2 separate regions of the Homo sapiens genome follow, and region 2 is linked to region 1. Evidence: chromatin contacts called from ENCODE Hi-C data. All regions are on one chromosome and are shown on one strand. The core of a region is the stretch at or near the end of the contact, and the rest is flanking DNA. Distances in the headings are between cores, read along the strand shown. Region 1 holds the start of PLK2 (polo like kinase 2). Region 2 holds the start of NDUFS4 (NADH:ubiquinone oxidoreductase subunit S4).

Evidence for each region. Hi-C counts contacts between places; a loop is a spot of excess contacts on that map. Pooled maps may share reads with other maps.
Region 2: a pooled map shows a loop between it and region 1 (5-fold over the local background). The contact joins the promoter of NDUFS4 here to the promoter of PLK2 in region 1. A Hi-C loop is called at or near these places in 4 of 50 pooled maps.

The regions. Positions count from the first base shown.
Region 1 is chr5:58,458,836-58,462,199 of GRCh38, reverse strand. It overlaps PLK2 (polo like kinase 2), which reads left to right and starts at 2,114. Exons shown (of 14, transcript NM_006622.4): 1 at 2,114-2,510; 2 at 3,108-3,215; 3 at 3,359-3,364. The coding sequence starts at 2,241. RefSeq lists a silencer at 1,617-1,796.
Region 2 is chr5:53,559,055-53,562,418 of GRCh38, reverse strand. NDUFS4 (NADH:ubiquinone oxidoreductase subunit S4) reads right to left here and starts at 1,780. Exons shown (of 5, transcript NM_002495.4): 1 at 1,659-1,780. The coding sequence starts at 1,756. RefSeq lists an enhancer at 1,379-1,878.

The sequences.
Region 1 (3,364 bases), core at 865-3,364:
TCCCTTTCTCCTCTCTAATGGCAATAAGCCTCTTTTCCACATTATGCTGGAAGTATTTGAGACACAGTATTTTTGTAAATGTTCGATTAATGTTGATACCACACATACCTAAATTTGACAGTGGACTGCAGCAACTTTTTGTATGTACCTTCCAGGGATTCAATAATCTGGTATTCTAAATTTCTCTGGAATTTAGCTTCAAAAAACTATTTACCATATCCTGTTAACATAGGTAAAAAGATTCAAGTGTGCTGCTAATTAACCTAACCTCGATGATCTAGTAAAAATATACAATAATTACCTAAGTTCTCCAAGCCTCATCTATAAAATGGGAATAATAATGTAGGAGATGAGAATATGCCACCCCAAATATGGCCCTGGGATAAAGATTATTTTAAGATAATTATTTTGAGAACCAGCAGACCCAGGAAATGCTCTAAAAATGGCATATTACCCTTTCGTAAGGGAAACGTACATTCACTAAAAAAAAAAACAACAAAAACAAAAAACAAAAAAACCCCACAAAACTCCATTTGTAAAAGTGTCTCCTCTGTACCAGGAAGAATGACTCTAAATCATGAAAAACTTATCAATGAAGAAATAAGAAACCCCACTCCTGTTTACCGTACATTTCCTGGTCATGATTCCTTAACTTGCCTGCCCCACTCTTTTCTTTTGGTTTAGCTAAAGATAGTATTTAAGCCCGATTTTAAACCATCTCTAATTTTCCTGGTTATCTCCCATGTATATATGAGACGTATATGTTAATAAGCTTCTTTGTTTTCTTGTTAATCTGTCTGGTTACAGCGACCCAGGCCAAAACTTTGAAAGGTGGAAAATTATTTTTCCTTCCTTACAATATTTCTCTCAGAATTGTTGTAGGATGAAATAAGGCATTTAAAAATACTGCACAGTCCTCAATAAATGTTACTCTATCGTAATTAGAACAAGAAAAACAAACAAAAAAACGTGTTCCTAGATTAGTCAAACTGCACAGCAAAATCTGGAAATGGGAAACTAAGCTGTGTTTGCACTCACTGGCCTACGCTCCTCTCTTCATCCTACCAATCTCCCTACCCCAGAAAGTCTCAGATTGACTCTCCAGGAACCAGGGCAGCTCATGAGCCATCTCAACAGATGCATTCGGAAGAAGTCATAGATGACTCTGATTGGAAACTCACAATCGGCATCGATGTTTAGTACTAGTAACTGTCAAAGGCCCACGGTTGTCAACCGCTGCCCACTTCGACACCTAACGGCATTCCGGAACATTCCACAAGATGGCGCCCTTGCTTTCCAATCTTCGGGCTACGGGCGGAGGACGCCTTGCCAGGACGCCGACCTCGCTCTGCAAGGTTCAGGGGCCGACCTCAGACAGAGGCTCGCTCTAGGGGCATGGGCGGGGGCCAGACGGGCCTCGAGTGGGATCCTGGCACGGTTGGCCGATCGGCCCGGGATCCCGGCTGCGGGCCCGTGTCTGCCCTAGCGCGATGGGCTCGAATGCCCGGCTCCACGAATCCCGGCCTTTCACCCCCACGGCCTCTCGGCACTGCCCCAGCTAGACACCAGCGAGCTCGTCACAGCGCGGGCAGGCACTGCGGGGCAGCTGCAGACGAGCCCTGTCATACGGCCGGAGGAGGCCTCGCCTGCCCGTGCGGCGGGCTCCGGGCACCCTGATACCTTGACACAGGAGGCCCCGGGCGGCCGGGAAGGGCTGTGCGGGGGAGGGACTGCGTCTACACCCGCGCCCGACTCGCTCGGGTCACGGCACTGCCCTGCCACCAGGCGGCTGGGGCGGGGGTGAGGCCAGGCGTCGGCCCTCGCGATTCTGTTTTGTACGCTGAGGCTCGGAGCCTTCGAAGAACGGGACAGCGGGGCCCACGGACGGCTCTGAAGGCCTTCCCGCGGCCGCAAGAGATCTCGGCGGCCGGCGTTTGAGGCGCGCGGCTCCGCTGGGAAGCGAGACCCGGGTGGCGGGACAAGACTTGCTTCCCGGCCACGCGCGCTCGGCCGGCCGTGGGGCGGGGCATAGGCCGTGACGTGATGTCGCGTATCGAGTCTCCGCCCCCTTCCCGCCTCCCCGTATATAAGACTTCGCCGAGCGCTCTCACTCGCACAAGTGGACCGGGGTGTTGGGTGCTAGTCGGCACCAGAGGCAAGGGTGCGAGGACCACGGCCGGCTCGGACGTGTGACCGCGCCTAGGGGGTGGCAGCGGGCAGTGCGGGGCGGCAAGGCGACCATGGAGCTTTTGCGGACTATCACCTACCAGCCAGCCGCCAGCACCAAAATGTGCGAGCAGGCGCTGGGCAAGGGTTGCGGAGCGGACTCGAAGAAGAAGCGGCCGCCGCAGCCCCCCGAGGAATCGCAGCCACCTCAGTCCCAGGCGCAAGTGCCCCCGGCGGCCCCTCACCACCATCACCACCATTCGCACTCGGGGCCGGAGATCTCGCGGATTATCGTCGACCCCACGACTGGGAAGCGCTACTGCCGGGGCAAAGTGCTGGGAAAGGTGACAAGCGGAGGGCGCCGGGCTGCCGGGCGGGCGGGAGGTCTGTCCGGGCGACCCCAAGCCGGGCAAGCCCGCGGGGTCCCTCGCCCGCCGCTTCCGGGTTTTTCGGGGGTCCGATCCCAGCGCGAGGTGGGCTCCTCACCTGCCCTCTGGCTTTTGTGCGCCGGCAGCGCTGGGGATCGGCTTTGCATTCTTAGCCTCAGAACTGTGTGTCTCCCGCAGCCCAGAGAAATGCATCTTGAGTCTGGAAGCGAGGGCTTTCTACATCAGACCTCTCTCCCTCTATCTGCTCCCAGGGAATTTTCCTGACAAGTCTCATCAGAGATTATTTTTCATGTCTCCCCGTTCCAACTCCCTCCATAAAGCTCCCCTTTATAAAAGAAGAAGAGAAACTGTTTGAACTTGCTGTTTCCAGCAATGCATTTCTCTTCATGAGGGAGCTTTAACGAAGTCGAATGCCTCCCTCTGTCCACCCTCCTCCATTCCTCAATTTTTTTTTTTTTGCTTTTCTTTCTTCCCATTTATTTATTTATTTAAAATATCTGCCGTCCATTTTTGTGCCATCCTCAATTCCGTCTCGGCTTTGTTTCCTTTCAGGGTGGCTTTGCAAAATGTTACGAGATGACAGATTTGACAAATAACAAAGTCTACGCCGCAAAAATTATTCCTCACAGCAGAGTAGCTAAACCTCATCAAAGGGAAAAGGTGCGTATGACTCTTGAGTAAAGTATTTTCTTTGTGTGCAAGGATGGCCCTTCCCTGTTAGGAAAATGTCTTCTGCATGTGTAATCACTGGCTTTTCCGAGGTGACTGGAAGCTAATAAGCCTTACCTTGCTTTTTCATTTAGATTGAC
Region 2 (3,364 bases), core at 531-3,030, 4.9 Mb after region 1:
TACAGCCATGTTTTGATTAGCCATAAACCAGTGGTCCCTTCAAACTTGTTTTCAGTTCTGGGGCTACCATGAGTACATTATTATCTGGGAATGACAATTAATCCCTATAATCTGTACGGGAGGAAGGGCTAATCTTGGTCACCGCTATATTAACTCTAAGTTAACCAGTGAAGTATTTTACCTTAGAAAAATACTTAACCCAGCCTGACCAACATGGTGAAACCCCGCCTCTACTAAAAATACAAAAATTAGCCAGGTGTGGTGGTGCGCGCCTGTAATCCCAGCTAGTCAGGAGGCTGCGGCAGGAGAACTGCTTGAACCCGGGAGGCGGAGGTTGCAGTGAACCAAGATCACGCCATTGCACTACAGCCTGGGCGTCAGAGTGAGAATGTATCTCAAAAAAAAAAAGAGAAAGAAAAAGGAAAAATACTTTCCATATATGGAACACTTAATTACAAACATCATTTGCCTTTCCCCAATCTTAGCACCCTTACTTTTGAGTGACTCTATTCTATGTATTTAGTAATCGTTTAACTAATGCTTTCAAGCCTTTTCATAAGCCACGGACCCTACGGGACACTCTCTTCTTTCCCACCCAACACCCACTATATTTAAACCTTAATAAAACTCATCCTTAAAAATTCTTCCGAATTAACTCATCCTAATTCTCTGCATTCCATTTATATTTAACACTAAATCAATTAGCATTCTACTAGACCTTCCTTTCAACTTTTAACCACTTGCATCCACCTCCTACCCCCTTCAAATCTCTCCATCCAGTCTTTCCAATCTTTGTTCTAATATGTGTGTGTATGTACGTATAGCATTAGTACTATAATTTAAAAAACTCCAGGAAATTCTGAAAAATAGAAAATGGAAGGTTAATACAGCCAAAAAAAAAAAAATCATCACAAAAATGCTTCAAGGAAAAACAGTAACAACTCAATCAACTGACAACTGAATCTGACAATACTTTGGAAAAGTACTACTTTAGGTTCTCAAGGACGCAAAGAGCCCTCAACAACTCAATTCAATCCCTGAATTATTGTGAGGCTTTAACAAAATCCCTAGAAAACCTCCAGGCATTACCACCAGCCTTTTAAAAATTACCTTCCAATATTACTAGCAGTGATATTTTTACTAACACTGAATTCCAAACAAGTTTTCCTCCCAAGCAGACTGATGAATAAACAATCTTCCTATGCAGAAACCAAATTAAAACCACTTAAAACCATGGAAGGGATACAGTGATTTAACCCTTCTGTAAGGACTGGAGTGGTGGGCAAACAGGTGACAAATGGAAGGGATGCAGAAAGTGGAAACAGAAATCAGTGAGACTCCTCCCCTTCTCTGAGGGCTAAGGTTCAGCTTGCAGCTCCGGAGGCAAAACCTCCACGGACCCTCTCCCTCAGCGACAAGCCGAATACGAAAGCTTCCAGAAAACCACAGGTCCTCCTCCCCGGCCTCGCACTCACGCCCTCACTCGCCTGGCCAACGCCCATTGATAGCAGACAGTCCCTAGTCCGCCCGACTTCTCCCGAGAAAAGGGTCAACAGAGGACGCCTTCCCCGAGGCCTCCTCCGGAACTCAGCCAGCAGAGACTCCGCAAAAATGGAGGGACCCAAGAAGCTTGAAGAAAAGTGTGAAAATTCTATTACCTGGTCGGAACCCTGGAAACGGAAAGGGCAGCTACAGCCACTGCCCTTCTCCGCCACAACGTCTGCCTCAGTACCACTGACATTGACACCGCCGCCATCTTGCTGCAGGCAAACGCCAGGATGAAAGGACGGATCACCGCAAGGGACTAACTTCCTTCGTTCTCAAGCCAGTGCAATCGCAATGTTGCGAAATTCTTTGGGATTTTATTTTCTTTTTAATACTGGGGCTTAAAAAAAGAGGGGAAACGCTTAGTTTAAATAAGTAAGAAGAAAAATGTGCGGGAAGAAATGCAGAAGTGCATTAACTGTAAATATTACCACCATAAAGTGTAATCTTTACTGCTTGTTAGGACTGGTGTTTTACAATGATAACGAAAAGACCAAAATATACTTGCATATTTAAACACCTGCAACTCGTAATTTATTGAAGAAATTAGGATATTTGGGGCTGAACCCACTGGAAAAGCTGGAGAGCTCTTTGGGTCCTTGAGAACCTGCAGTAGTACTTTTCCAAAGTATTGCCAGATTCACTTTGCAAGCCCTCAGGACAGGGCTGTATTCAGTTTGATATTCTGTAGTAGTAATGTTCGTATTTTCCAAACGAAAAATCTGGATACGTGATCTGGCAAAGGATTATTTTTTGACATGTAGATTTATATGAAGAATCAATAGAACATAATATTTGATGTCACTGTTTCCCCAGTAAATCCTGAATGTGTGTGTGTTCATAATCCATAGACATGAAGAATGATATTAATGCTCCATGCATATAAAACAAAAATTATCTTCCAATACAAGTGTTGGAAACATGTTTGTATTGTGGACTTCCGACCTTAAAGAATAATGACTAACTGAATTATATAAAATAAAAAGCAGGTTAGTTTTGGGTTTTGTTTTTTAAGAAATTTGTTTAAAGAGTTAGTACTTTCCTGCTTTTAAAATTAAGCACATGAAAACATAACCTTCATTAAATAAATAGGAACAATAGGAGGATGGGGAATGACATAGTTTGGCATTATGGACCGTTAAAGGAAAACCCAGTACATAAGGGAAAGGGAGAAAGAAAGAGAAAAAGTCATACTCAGGGAAAGAAATGCACAAGATGAAGGAAGGCAAGGGAGAGATGCCTCAGAGAAAATTTTCTTTCAAACTTTTCATTTTGAAATAGTTATAGATTCACATGAAGTTGCAAAGATAGTACAGATGTCTTGTGTACCTGTTTCCCCCAGTGATTACATCTCGTATAACTCTAGTACAGTATCAAAGCCAGGAAACTGGCATTGATATAAAGTATTTGTGTAGTCCTATGTCATTCTACTACATATTTTGTGTAACCACCACCATGATCAAGATACAGAACTATTCCACCCTCACAAAGATCTCCCTAGTGCTAACCTTTTTGGTAACACCTGCCCTCCTAACCCTAGTGATCTCTGTTTCTGTTTTTATAATTTTGACATTTTGAGATGTTATATGAATGGACTCATGCAGTACATGACCTTCTAAGATTGGCTTCTTTCACTTGGCATAATGCACTTGAGACCCATCCAAGTTGTTGTGTTTATCAATAGTTCATTCCTTTTTTATTGCTGAGTAATATTCCATGACATGGATGTACCACAATTTGTTTAACCATTCACCTATTGCAGAACATTTTGATTGTTTCCCATTTGGGGCCATTACAAATAAAACTGCTGCAAACAATT